2 separate regions of the Homo sapiens genome follow, and region 2 is linked to region 1. Evidence: read pairs that join two places in POLR2A ChIA-PET (ENCODE). Cell type or tissue: Caco-2. All regions are shown on one strand. Links, peaks and the distances in the headings refer to the core of each region. The heading gives the core; the rest is flanking DNA.

What was found. ChIA-PET counts read pairs that join two places held together with the same protein. Peaks named below come from ENCODE experiments on the same cell type or tissue, not always from the same donor. Only the 100,000 strongest peaks of a DNase experiment are listed, where the experiment ranks them.
Region 2: POLR2A ChIA-PET joins it to region 1 with 5 read pairs; 5 of 35 experiments call an interaction of 5 or more read pairs at or near these places.

The regions. Positions count from the first base shown.
Region 1 is chr15:73,641,033-73,647,774 of GRCh38, reverse strand. LOC105370891 (a long non-coding RNA gene) reads right to left here. Exons shown (of 3, transcript XR_932451.3): 2 at 159-213. Among named protein-coding and RNA genes, the nearest start is that of NPTN, 11 kb to the right of the region's middle. In Caco-2, for the core only: no CTCF peak of the experiment used is centred there; no DNase peak of the experiment used is centred there.
Region 2 is chr15:73,367,152-73,373,893 of GRCh38, reverse strand. HCN4 (hyperpolarization activated cyclic nucleotide gated potassium channel 4) reads left to right here and starts at 4,936. Exons shown (of 8, transcript NM_005477.3): 1 at 4,936-6,408. The coding sequence starts at 5,624. In Caco-2, for the core only: no CTCF peak of the experiment used is centred there; no DNase peak of the experiment used is centred there; H3K4me3 peaks cover 814 bases; H3K27me3 peaks cover 118 bases.

The sequences.
Region 1 (6,742 bases), core at 717-5,716:
TACACCTAGAAAAATGGCTGTTCTGATTCCGTAACTGCAGAAAAACAAGCCTCAAAAAGATCAAACTGATATGCAATAGTTTAACTGCATGCCAAACAAAGCCCAATACTCCTTAAAGAAAAGCAACAAAGGGTAGCAATCAGCAAGGTAAAATTTACCATGTAGAGCATCCAGTGAAAAACTACCAGGCATACAAATCAGCAGGAAGATGACCTATAGTGAAGAGAAAAATGCATCATTAGAAAATACTAGAAATGGGCTGGGCACGGTGACTCATGCCTGTAATCTCAGCGCTTTGGGAGGCTGAGGCGGGATTATTGCTTGAGGCCAGGAATTCAAAACCAGTTTGGGCAACATCATGAGACCCCACCTGTCCAAAAAAAAATTTTTTTTTATTTAGCAGGGTGTGGTAGAGCATGCTTGTAGTCCCAGCTACTTAGGAAGCAGAAGCAGTAGGATCTCTTGAGCCCATGAATTGGATACTGCAGTGAGCTATGATTGTGTCACCCTGTACGCCAGCCTGGGTGACAGAGTGAGACAGAGATTTTGTCTCTTAAAAAAAAAAAAAAAAAAGCCAAAAACCTGCAATGACAAAGATGATAGAATTAGCAGACAAGGATTTTAAAGCTATTTTTAAATCTTACAAATATGCTTAAGATGAAAAGGAAAACATAAAAATAACGAGGAGACAAAGAAAATATATTAAAAGACCCAAATGGAATTTCTAGAATGAAAAACACAATTATCTGAAATGAAATCTATACAAGTTTGGATTGAGAGCAGGTTAAACACTAGAAAAAAGAGGTCAGTGAATGTGAAGACATAGCAATATTTACCCAAAATGAAGAAAACAGAGAAAAACGAGAATGAAAAAAAGTGAACGCCTGTAATCCCAGCACTTTGGGAGGCTGAAGTGGGCAGATCCTTCTCCTCCCTTTCCCCCCTCCCCCTCCCCCTCCTCCATGATAAATGTGGCCGGGCACAGTGGCTCATGCCTGTAATCCCAGCACTTCGGGAGGCCGAGGCAGGTGGATCACCTGAGCTCAGGAGTTTGAGACCAGCCTGGCAACATGGCCAAACTCCATCTCTATAAAAAATACAAAAATTAGGTGGGTGTGGTGGCGTAAGCGTATGGTCCCAGCTACTTGGGAGGCTGAGATGGAAGGATCCTTTGAGCCCAGAAAGTTAAGGCTGCAGTGAACTGTGATCCACTGCACTCTAGCCTGGGCAAGAGTGAGACTCTGTCTCAAAAACAAAACAAAAACAAAACACAAGCCTAGTGATTCTATGGGATGATAACAAGTGATCTAAAATACACGTGACAGGCTGTGCGCGGTGGCTCGCGCCTGTAATCCCAGCACTTTGGGAGGCCAAGGAAGGTGGATCACCTGAGGTCAGGAGTTCAAGACCAGCCTGGCTAACATGGTGAAACTCTGTCTCTACTAAAAATACAAAAATTTTCTGGGCATGGTGGCGGGAGCCTGTAATCCCAGCTACTAGGTAGGCTGAGACAGGAGAATCACTTGAACCCGGGAGGTGGAGAGTAAGCCAAGATCACACCATTGCACTCCAGCCTGGGCGACAGAGCGAGACTCCATCTCAAAAATAAAATAAAATAAAATAAAATAAAATAAAATAAAATAAAATAAAATAAGTGTAACTAGAGTTGCAGAAGGGTAGAAGAATAGAAACTTATGAGAAGAAATAATGGCATAAGATTTTCCAAATTCGAGGAAAGCTATAAACCTATAGATCCAAGAAGCTCAATGAACTCCAAATGGAACAAATATAAAGAAAACAATAAACATCAAGGCACATTATAATCAAATTGCTGAAAAACCAGTGATAAATAAAATAATTGAATAGCGGCCAGAAAAAAAACGACGTATTATGTTCAATGGAACAAAGGCAAGGATTATAGTAGAATTTTCACCGAAATTATGCCAAGCAAAAAATAATGGAATGACATCTTTAAAGAATTGAAAAAAGAATCTGTTAACTTGGAATTCTATACCTGACAAAAAAAAAATACCCTTCCTTCCTTCCTTCCTTTCTTTCTCTCCTTTTTCTATTTTTTTAAGATGAGATGTCACCATGTTGCCCAGGCTGGTCTTAAGCTCCTGGGCCTCCTGTCTTGGCCTCCCAAAATGCTGGGTTTACAGGAGTGAGCCGCTGTGCCTAGCCAAAATATGTTTCAAAAGAGAAGGTGAAATAAAGACTTTCTCAGGCAAAAGTTTAGAGAGTTCATCAGGCAGAAGGAAAATGATACCAGATGGAAATTTGCATCCACACATAAGAATGAAGAGTATAGAAATGATAAATGTGGCTGGGCACAGTGGCTCATGCCTGTAATCCCAGCACTTTGGGAGGCCGAGGCAGGTGGATCACCTGAGTTCAGGAGTTCGAGACCAGCCTGGCCAACATGGCAAAACAACATCTCTACTAAAAATACAAAAAATAGCTGGGCATGGTGGCATGTGCCTATAATCCCAGCTACTTGGGAGGCTGAGGCAGGAGAATTGCTTGAAATCGGGAGGTGGAGGTTGTAGTGAGCCGAGCTGGGCCACTGCACTCCAGCCTGGGCCACAGACTGAGACTCCATCTCAAAAAAAAAAAAAAAAAAGAAAGAAAAGAGAAAAGATAAATGTGAATATAAGTATACTAAATATGTTTCCTCCTCCTCCTTCTTCTTTTTTTTTTTTTTTTTTTGAGACAGGGTCTCACTCTGTGACCCAGGCTGGAGTGCAGTGACGCCATCTCCATTCACTGGAACCTCTGCCTTCTGGGCTCAAGGGAATCTTCTGCCTCAGCTCCCTAAAGTAGCTGGGAGTACAGGCACAAGCCACCACGCCCAGCTAATTTTTGTATTTTTTGTAGAAACGGGGTTTCACCATGTTGCCCAGGCTGGTCTCAAACTCCTGAGAGCAAGTGATCTACCTGCCTTGGCCTCCCAAAGTGCTAGGATTACAGGCATAAGCCACTGCGCCTGGCCCTAAATATGTTTTCTTATTTTCACATCTCTTTAATGTAATGGACTATTAAAATATTTTTAAATTTCCATTATTATTTATTCTTTGGTTTCTTTTTAGAAGTGTGTTGTTCAATTTCCAATTCTTTGAGGATTTTCAAGATATCTTTTTCTTTTTGACTTTTAGTAGTATATTCCTTTGTGGTTAGACAACATAGTTTGCATGATTTCACTACTTTTTATTTATTTTTTTTTAGATGGGGGTCTCACTATGTTGCCTAAGCTGGTCTCAAATCCTGAGCTCAAGGGATCCTCCTGCATAGCTGGGACTACAGGCATGCCCCACCGTGCCTGGCAATAAATTTAAATTTGTTGAGACTTATTTTATAGTCTGGAACACAGCCTATCTTAGTGAATGCTCTGTGCGCACCTGGAAAGAATGCATATTCTGCTATTATTAGGTAGACGATGCTATTAGATCCAGTTGATGGATTGTGTTGTATGTCTCCCATATCCTTACAGATTTTCTGTCTACTTTTTCTATCAATCACTGAAAGAAAGGTGTTAAAATAGCCAGCTATAATTGAGGACTTGTCTATTTTGCATTTCAGTTTCTGCTTCATGCATAATAAAGCACTGTTGTACACACCATTTCGGATTGTTATGTGCTCCTGGTGAATTGACCCCATTATCATTATGTAATATCACTATGATTCCCTGATAATATTTCTTCTTCTGAAATCCACTTTGATATGAATACAGTCATTCTGGCTTCTCTTTAATTAATGTCTGCATGGGATACTTTTTCAATTCTCCTACTTTAAATCTATTTGTGGCTTCATATTTGAAATGGCTATCTCAGAGACAGCATATAGTCGGGTATTATTTTTTTAATTCAATCTGAAAATCTGTTTATTAGAGTGTATAAATATGTCAAAACATATCAAATTGAATACTTTAAATATGCACCGTTCATTGTATGTCACTTATACCTCATCAAAACTGTGTATAATATTTATTTGATGCCCTGCTTTGTGCCACTAACTATGCTAAACACTGAGAAATATGGCAGTAAATAACACTCTGTCCTTGAGGAGCTCACAGTAGAGAGGAAACCTAGTTTCACCCCAAGTCTCACATCTCATAGCTTATAACACGGAGAAGAGAGAAACTGACTCTCTTTCCTCAGTTTTAACCCAAAAATTTTCCAGGGCTTCTGGATGGCCTGGCTTGAGTCTGGTGACCACCCCTGAACGAAACAGGGAAACAGGGACTTGTAAGAATGGAGTGGTCCAATTAGAGCTACGTAGATGGGAGCACTTCTCAAGAGAAAATGTCAATACTCAGAAGGCATCTCTGTTTCAACTATAACCAACCATTAACCTGGTAAAAACCAGAAATGAGTTTCCCAACTGTGAGAAGGAGAGCACCAAAATAAAGAGCATCTTGGGCATTCTGACACTAGCCACGATGAGGCAGCTCTTTTTTAAAGTCAGAATCTATGAACCCTCTTTAAAACATCATGTAGGCCAATGCTACTGACTTTGGCATATTTTTCTGTGGACCTGCAGGGATGAAAGTTATCACATCAGGTCTTACCATGGCTTTCTCAGCTGATGAAGGAAACGCTTCTCTGCACACCCTGTGAAGGAGCAGGTCTCAAAGTGTGGTCTCCAAACCAGTAGTATCCACACCACCTGGGAGCTTGTTAGAAATGGAGATTCTCAGGCCCCCAACCCAAACCTACTGAGTCAGAAACTCTGGGGGTGAGGCCCAGAAGTCCATCTTTTAACAAACATTTCTTGTGATTCTGCTGAACACTCAAATTTGAAACGATAACAACAACAACACAACCACATTTGAGCACCTGTTCTCAATTTTGGCTGCATATTGGAATCACCTGGGGAGTCTTAAAAATATACTGATGCCTGGGTCTCCCCTCCAGGGATTCTGATTTAATTGGTGTGGTCTAGGGTTGGGATTTTTTAAGGTTCCCCAGGTAATCCAATGTGCATCAACATTCGAGAAGCAGTGCATTACAGCACATTAAAGTGCATTACTCTGCTATGCAAGCTGGGCCCCATCCCCAGATCAATTGCATTTAAATCGCTGGGGCTGGAACCTGGACATTGTTGTGTATATCTATTTTGGCACTGGTGTTTTTTTCAAGCTCCCTAGTTGATTCTAATGTGTAGCTGGGGCAGAGAATCACTTCATTATTGTGACATGTGTGGCCTCCTTTTACTTGCTTCCCCTCCTGGCTTCAGGAATGAGTTTTCTGGTGGACAACTGAGGCGGAAGGACTTGAGCAAGCCTGGGACCGGCGTCCTACAGAGAGCAGATGAGTGGTTCTGCTTCTCCATGCTGCCCTAAGTTTTCCAGTGGCCATGGGAGACTTGTGGTTTTCCTGCACTACCAACATCTCTGAATAAGTCTGCCAAATTCAGGGGCAAAGTGTTAGCAAGCTCACTTGGCCAGCAGACTAAGCCATGTTCTCCACCATTTTGACCTCCATATGCCTGACTCCTGTGTCCGTCTCTCAGTTGTTTCCAAGTTTGAGAAGGGATTAAAAGAATGCCTTGTATTAGCCACTAAAACCCCAACCCCAACAGTGGAGAGAGCCTACCTCAGCTGTTTAGTTGCCCTGCCCCATTTGAGCATTGGCCATCATAGTAGAGCTGGTACCCAAGATGCTCCCTGAAGAAATTATGAGCACCTCAAACTTCTGGGGCCAGGAGGTGAAACAACATTATACCAGCCTTAGCAGATCTTGAATGGAGAACTTGCCCAAAGAGAGTGCTTTATCTTCAGATAAGACTCATGGTGTCTGAGGAGGGTCATTGCAAGAGATCATCTTCCCCAAGAAAGTGACTCAGCCACCCTCAGCATATTTCCTTTGAGGTCCAAAGGACTTGGGTTCAAATTCTGGCTCTATTACCTGCCAGCTGGGGACCTTGAACAAGGCATTCTCCATTCTGAAGCCTAGTTATCTTGTTTATGAAATGAACATGATTGGTCGTTGTGATAACCAAGTGAAATAATGGGATAATGAATGCTTTATTTTTCCTATTGTGGGAAATGCTTTGTAAACTGTGAAAAGCTGTAGCATGTAAGACGTTGTTATAATGAACTCGTGTTCTAGATGGGGAGACTGGATGTGGAGAGGTGCAAAATTAGCCCGTCATGCAAGGCTTGGTAACATTTTTCAATGGTATAGGGAGGAGCTTTATAGGTATTGGGAGGCAGAAGGAAGCATTGAGGGCTGGACATGCAGCCTTGGCAATTGCTAGAGAGTCTCCTTGTGTGGAGGGAGAACTGGTCCTCCCTCACAATTCATTGCATTGTTCTCTGTGCTGCATTCACTTTCTACTTGGAGACAACAGCCACCACACCATGACCTTAGGGGAGGCTTCCTGGCCATTTATGTTCTGACCCAAAGGACAAATGGCCCTTCCCTTAATTCTGTGCAGCACAGCTGAGCCTGGAGGAACAGCTAAGTAAAACGTTACTAATAGAAGGAAATGATGATGGAGAGTAACATGTGATCAGGCTTATAGGTAGCACAGCTTAACGACTCATTCTGCTTTAATATATTACGGTATTTACAGATAGATTTCTTTTATTGACAAATAAAGAGGTTCTGGACTAGATTTTGTTAAAGAAAGCTACAGGTTACCTCATAGATGATCAACATCTTAAACCCTTAATATGGTCCTCAAGGCATTGCCTGATATGGCCCCAATGCCCCTCCTTCAGCCTCAGCTCCTTTTGCCC
Region 2 (6,742 bases), core at 673-5,672, 270 kb after region 1:
CCCAAGGGCTTGGTCAACTCTGGCTGGTTGGTTTGTTTCCCGGAACATCTATATCCAGTCTGGTTGCTCCCTGCATGTCCCCTCCCCTTCCACCCTTCCAGTTTCTTAGTTTCTTTTTCTTTCTTTCTTTCTTTCTTTCTTTCTTTCTTTCTTTCTTTCTTTCTTTCTTTCTTTCTCTCTCTCTATCTCTCTCTCTCCCTCCCTCCCTCCCTCTCTCTCTCTCTCTCTCTCCCCCTGCCTCCCTCCCTCCCTCCCTCTCTCTCTTTCTTTCTTTCTTTCTTTTTTTTTTCCAGCTTCTTTATCAGGAAGCCTCAGGACAGAAAACCTGAGGGCATGGTGCTGATTCCAGTATTCTTTCTTGGAGGCCTTGTCTCCAGGTCAGGACTCCCAGCAGGAAGTCTATATGTCCCTGATCCCTGTCCAGCCCTACAGAGCAGACCTGCCTTGGGGCAGAGCAGAAGTGCAGGACTGTATCTACACTGAGCAAAAAGATGAAGTGGCATGTATGTATGGATACCACTTGCCACCACCCCCAGCCTTCTCAGAGGGTTTTGAGCACAGGGTCAACGATGTGGCCCTCTGAGTTAGCAGCTGCCTATATAGCAGGGGTGTCCAATCTTTTGGCTTCCCTGGGCCACACTGGAGGAAGAAGAATTGTCTTGGGCCACACATAAAATATACTAACATTAACAATAGCTGATGAGCTAAAAAAATCGCAAAAAAATCTCATAATGTTTTAAGAAAGTTTACAAGTTTGTGTTGGGCTGCATTCAAAGCTGTCCTGGGCTGCATGTGGTCTGTGGGCTGCGGGTTGAACAAGCTTGCTGTAGAGCTTGGGGCCACAGCAAGGTCCTGTCCCAGAGAGAAGGAAGTCTGCCTTCTGGAGACCCAGCCAGGGCTTGTCAGGGATGGAGAGTTCAAAGGAAGGAATCTTGTATAAAACATCCCTTTCATCCCAACAGAAAGTTTTAAGATGATATGACCTAAATTGGATTCCAAAGGCCAGGAGCCTTCCTCTCCATTGGGTAATGCAGGTTTCATTCCATCATTTCATCATTCAGTGTTTACTGAGAACTTACTACAAATGAGATGCTATGCTAGGTGCATTCATTTTCTCATGTAGTCTTAGCAATAACTTTTGAGGTGCATATCATTAAACCCATTTTACACACGAGGAAGATCGAGGCATACACAGGCAGTAACTGACAGAGAAGTACTTAATTCTCCAGCTTTTGTTTTTCAGTTTCATGCTCTATTGTTTACAACAGGGGTTCCCAGACTTTTGGAACTTATAGATCAATAACATTTCAAAAATGATTTTTCGGAACAAACACAGAACCCAGTGCCAACTTTTTATTTAGCCAACGACATTGAAAAAACAGCATCTTCCAGCACCATGATTTCATAAAAGGGCATTTTAACACAGAGAATGTAGCAAGGATATAACCTTAGAATAAAGACAGCCTTCTAAGAAAGGACAGTTGGCAACCTTAACCTAAAATATCCTACATTGTTCTGTGTGTGTGTGTGTGTGTGTGTGTGTGTGTGTGTGTGTGTGTGTGTGTGTGTTTTCATCTCATTTCAAGCAGAACTGGCCAAAACTTTGGCATTGCAGGCTGTGGGAGCCACTGCCCTACCCCAGAGCTGCCTCTCCAAGCAAGAACAATGCCCTCTGCCCATAAGCAAATAAGCTTCCAGAATTTCCCATCCCCCTCTGCCCATCTAGGTCCCCCACAAATAAGGTCTGAGGTTGATTTATACAATCAGCTACATTCTCCACTTCTACTCCCAGCAGGTCTTCTAACTTTCACTGATATTCAGTGTCCGTTCCAGGGAAGGAAACCCATCCTCCCCAGTCCCCTTCTCTCTTAGACTCAGATGTTTTCTACATTTGCATTCCAGGAATATCCAGGCCCGCTGCAGCACTGCAGCAGCCCATTTGTCTCCAAAGTCCCCTAGTCCCCCACCCATGGTGAGAGCAGCAGGTCTTCTCCATATATTTCAGTCCTGAGACAGGGCCTTCCCCTTGCTGGGGTCCCCAGGGCCTGGCTACCATGTTATCAAAGGAACCAGAGCAGACCCCAGGCCTTCTAGGCAGTGCTGGAAAGGAGAGGGTGTGAGACCCAGGTGGAGCAATGGGGAGATTACAGAATGTGGGAGTCCTATTTATTCTCTCCCCATTCTTTACCTTCTCTCTCCTTCTCCTTCCTCCATCTGTGCCTGCCCCCTACCCCACCTGCATGAGCAGATGGGCAGTAGAGCACAGCCTGCCCTGTGGAGCCCTTGAATTCTAGCTTCACCATTTTCTTGCTATGGGGCATTTGGCAAGCCTCTTGACCTCTCTGTGCTTTAGTTCTCTTGCCTGCAAATGGGAGTAAGAATGTCAGGTTGACTCACGTGAAATTGCCAAAATTTGACAATATTGGGCTCACAAAAATCAAAATTTCATGTGGTTTAACAACAAAAAGGTGTAAACTGTAAAGTGTTAGATATATGTCTCTCATCAAGTCTGGCCCCCTCCTCCAGGAAACCCTCCCTAGCTACTCCAAGGCCAGCAATAGCTCCCTCTGAAATCTCTCATGGTTGGGGACATGATTTAATATACATTTCTTTCCTGTCTTCAGTTTTCCTGCTCTATTTTCATGCCCTATTCCTGAGAATGAGTCTAGCTTCCTCACAACTTGAAGCCCATCAAGGGCAAGACCTGGGGCTGCTCCTCCTCTGTCCCCTGGACTGTTGGCACACCACCAGTGTCCTCCATTAGGGTTTCCACATAAAGGAGGCAGGAGAAGCCAGATCTCATCAGGGTTTATCAAGGGCCTGATTTATCTAATAGTCATTGCTGCACCTAAAGTTGGTCCTAGATGGTCGTGAATGGGTGCCACTAATGAAATTGAGGGCGAGTGAGGTGCTGGTAGGGTGGAATTAAGAGATCCTGACCCCTGGCCGGCCTGTGGCAGCAGTATCCCAGGAAGCAGAATTTTGGTCTTATCCTCCATCTCCTCCAAGCATCCCCTCCAATGCCATTAGCTAACTTCTAGGGTCCCTCACTCATTTGTAGAGTTGAAACTTATTAATCTGCTTTCTGTCCACCCTTGTGTTGGTGGAGAGGTCCCTGAGATAAGGTGGACCTGCTCCACCCTCAGGGCACAGACTGCACTGTGTAATCAGTGCTCAGGGTCACAGGAGCTAATGGGCCATGGGAACCAAAGGCAGGGACATGACCAAGGTTTTGGTGATTAGGAAAGGGTTCCCAGAGGAGGAGATGTCTCTACCATAGGTCATGGGGAAGCCTATATGGGCTGACTTCCTGAGCGGGGTTAAGGCAGACTAACTCCCAGCTAGACAAAGAAGCTCAAAGAAGTGTGTTAAATGGAGGTCTTCCCTCCTGTGGCTGGTAGACCAGGGCAGGCTGGGCTCACAGCTCTTTAAGAACACTTCTTCTCAAGGAGACCCAAGGACACTCAGGGATTAGGCTTCCAGCATCTGTGCAGAGAACTGTCAGCTCAGAGCTGCTCAAAAGTAAAAATGCCAGCTACCAGTGATGTCATCACCCTAGTCATTCCTCTCACTGTGGGAGGTCCTGTGGTCCAGTGGGTAGAGCAGAAGAGCCCCTGCTAGGCTGCCCGCCCCGCATCCTGCTCTCCAAATTCCTACTCTGGATGGAGGAGGCGAAAGTGGTCACATTGGGCTAAGAATGAGAGTAAAAAAATCATTTGAAGAAAAACTTGATGTTATTCCTCAGAGAGATGGCAGAGCCAGGGGACCTTTTTGCCTCCCTCCTGTGAGACTTTGCTGTGTGTCCGCTCCAGCATTAACCTCGGCTCCAGCCTTCTCTGGACAACTCCCCTCCCCTTAATGCCCAATCTGTCCCCCTATCCATTTCTGAGCTAATCTGGGGTATCAGGCTGTCCATGGTGTTGGAGGGGGTAGGGCTATACCTTAGGCTGAGCTAGTGAAATCTGTCCATAAGCCCGGACACTGTACACTGGGAGAGACTGGGAGAGAGGACACACAGTTGGATCCTTGGCGGGGGTTGGGGGGAAGGGGGCTGGGCTGCAGACTGGAAGGGAGTGGGGGCTGTGCAGCTGCTTGGGGGTGCAGGTAGGGGACTGGGTGGAACAGGAACTCACCCAGCGTGGGTCCACATAGTAGGTGTCATAATGTGGATGGGAACACAGGGAGAAGGGGCTCCAAAGCCAGTTCCAGAGTGCTGGGGCGTCCGAGGAACCGGCCCAACCGCTCCCCGCTGCAGCCGGCTTGTCCCTTTCTCGGAACTACCGAGGGAGAGGCGCGTGCGGAGGTCGGCGTTCGGATCTCGCATCCGTCACTGTTGCCGGCGCATTTCCTCGAAGTCTTACCTCGAAGGGCTGGGTCCCACCCGCGCGCCCTGTGCGTGTCTCCCTGTTTCCCCACGCCCTCCTTGCCTGGCTGCTGCGAGGCTTTGCAGGGGAAAGACTGGCGCGGGGTTCGCACCCTGCCCATGTCACAGGAAAACCGTGGGAGCCTCCCCGACGCGGCGCATTTCCGGAAGCCCCCTCTCCAGGAGGGTTGCGGGAAGGCCGGGACTCTGCATCCAGACGAACCCGGTCGCCTCCCAAGAGGAAAGTCGGAGACCCAGCTGAGGGGCAAAAATGCCAGGGAAAGGCGAGCCCAGAGCTTGGTGATGGAGAAATTGGGAAGCCACCCCCCACCCTTCAATCTTAGGATGGGGAATTCGCAACTGAAGCCGGAGCTTCAGACTTGGGGCGCACTCCCAGCTTAGCCCAGGAAAGAGATTTAAGGGCGCAGCAGTGTGGATACCTCTCACCCCGGCCCCGAAGGTCTAGCGAGGGTCTAACCTGGGCCCCTTGCCAGGCCCGCCCCCCGCCCCTTTCCAGCCCCCGGCCCGTGCGCCGCTGCCCCTTTAAGAAGCCCAGGTAGGCAGGCCCGGCTGCTGGAGCCGCTCCTATGGCAACCCGCGAGCTGCGGCGGCTTCATGAATATTCCGGGGCGCGGGAGCCCGAGCGCTGCCGGAGGGCGCTTCGGGGGAGGCGGCCGCTGATGTAAGCCCGGCGGGTCGCTGGGCTCCGCTCGGTTGCGGCGGGAGCCCCGGGACGGGCCGGACGGGCCGGGGCAGAGGAGGCGAGGCGAGCTCGCGGGTGGCCAGCCACAAAGCCCGGGCGGCGAGACAGACGGACAGCCAGCCCTCCCGCGGGACGCACGCCCGGGACCCGCGCGGGCCGTGCGCTCTGCACTCCGGAGCGGTTCCCTGAGCGCCGCGGCCGCAGAGCCTCTCCGGCCGGCGCCCATTGTTCCCCGCGGGGGCGGGGCGCCTGGAGCCGGGCGGCGCGCCGCGCCCCTGAACGCCAGAGGGAGGGAGGGAGGCAAGAAGGGAGCGCGGGGTCCCCGCGCCCAGCCGGGCCCGGGAGGAGGTGTAGCGCGGCGAGCCCGGGGACTCGGAGCGGGACTAGGATCCTCCCCGCGGCGCGCAGCCTGCCCAAGCATGGGCGCCTGAGGCTGCCCCCACGCCGGCGGCAAAGGACGCGTCCCCACGGGCGGACTGACCGGCGGGCGGACCTGGAGCCCGTCCGCGGCGCCGCGCTCCTGCCCCCGGCCCGGTCCGACCCCGGCCCCTGGCGCCATGGACAAGCTGCCGCCGTCCATGCGCAAGCGGCTCTACAGCCTCCCGCAGCAGGTGGGGGCCAAGGCGTGGATCATGGACGAGGAAGAGGACGCCGAGGAGGAGGGGGCCGGGGGCCGCCAAGACCCCAGCCGCAGGAGCATCCGGCTGCGGCCACTGCCCTCGCCCTCCCCCTCGGCGGCCGCGGGTGGCACGGAGTCCCGGAGCTCGGCCCTCGGGGCAGCGGACAGCGAAGGGCCGGCCCGCGGCGCGGGCAAGTCCAGCACGAACGGCGACTGCAGGCGCTTCCGCGGGAGCCTGGCCTCGCTGGGCAGCCGGGGCGGCGGCAGCGGCGGCACGGGGAGCGGCAGCAGTCACGGACACCTGCATGACTCCGCGGAGGAGCGGCGGCTCATCGCCGAGGGCGACGCGTCCCCCGGCGAGGACAGGACGCCCCCAGGCCTGGCGGCCGAGCCCGAGCGCCCCGGCGCCTCGGCGCAGCCCGCAGCCTCGCCGCCGCCGCCCCAGCAGCCACCGCAGCCGGCCTCCGCCTCCTGCGAGCAGCCCTCGGTGGACACCGCTATCAAAGTGGAGGGAGGCGCGGCTGCCGGCGACCAGATCCTCCCGGAGGCCGAGGTGCGCCTGGGCCAGGCCGGCTTCATGCAGCGCCAGTTCGGGGCCATGCTCCAACCCGGGGTCAACAAATTCTCCCTAAGGATGTTCGGCAGCCAGAAAGCCGTGGAGCGCGAACAGGAGAGGGTCAAGTCGGCCGGATTTTGGATTATCCACCCCTACAGTGACTTCAGGTAAGGGGCCACAGCGATGATCCTGTGGGTGCCCTGCGCGGTGGCAGGCATGCCTCCTCCTGACCCTGCCTCCCAGCCGGAGTTAACTTTCCTGCCTTGCGCTGGGAGCTCCAAGAGAGGCAGGGCGCCTCTAGGCTCCGAGACACCCCCAGGCCCCCTCCTGCACCGCGCTGGGGGAACTTTCCTCTGGGTTCAGTCACTGGTCTTCTCGGGTCTGGGCTGCATTGGAGACAGAATGAAAAGGTGTTCTGAGCCTGGCCTACCCCTGCCGGCAGCCAGGATAGGGCTCTGCCACCTTAAGCCACATATTCCTCCTCCCCCTTCAAGGCTGCAG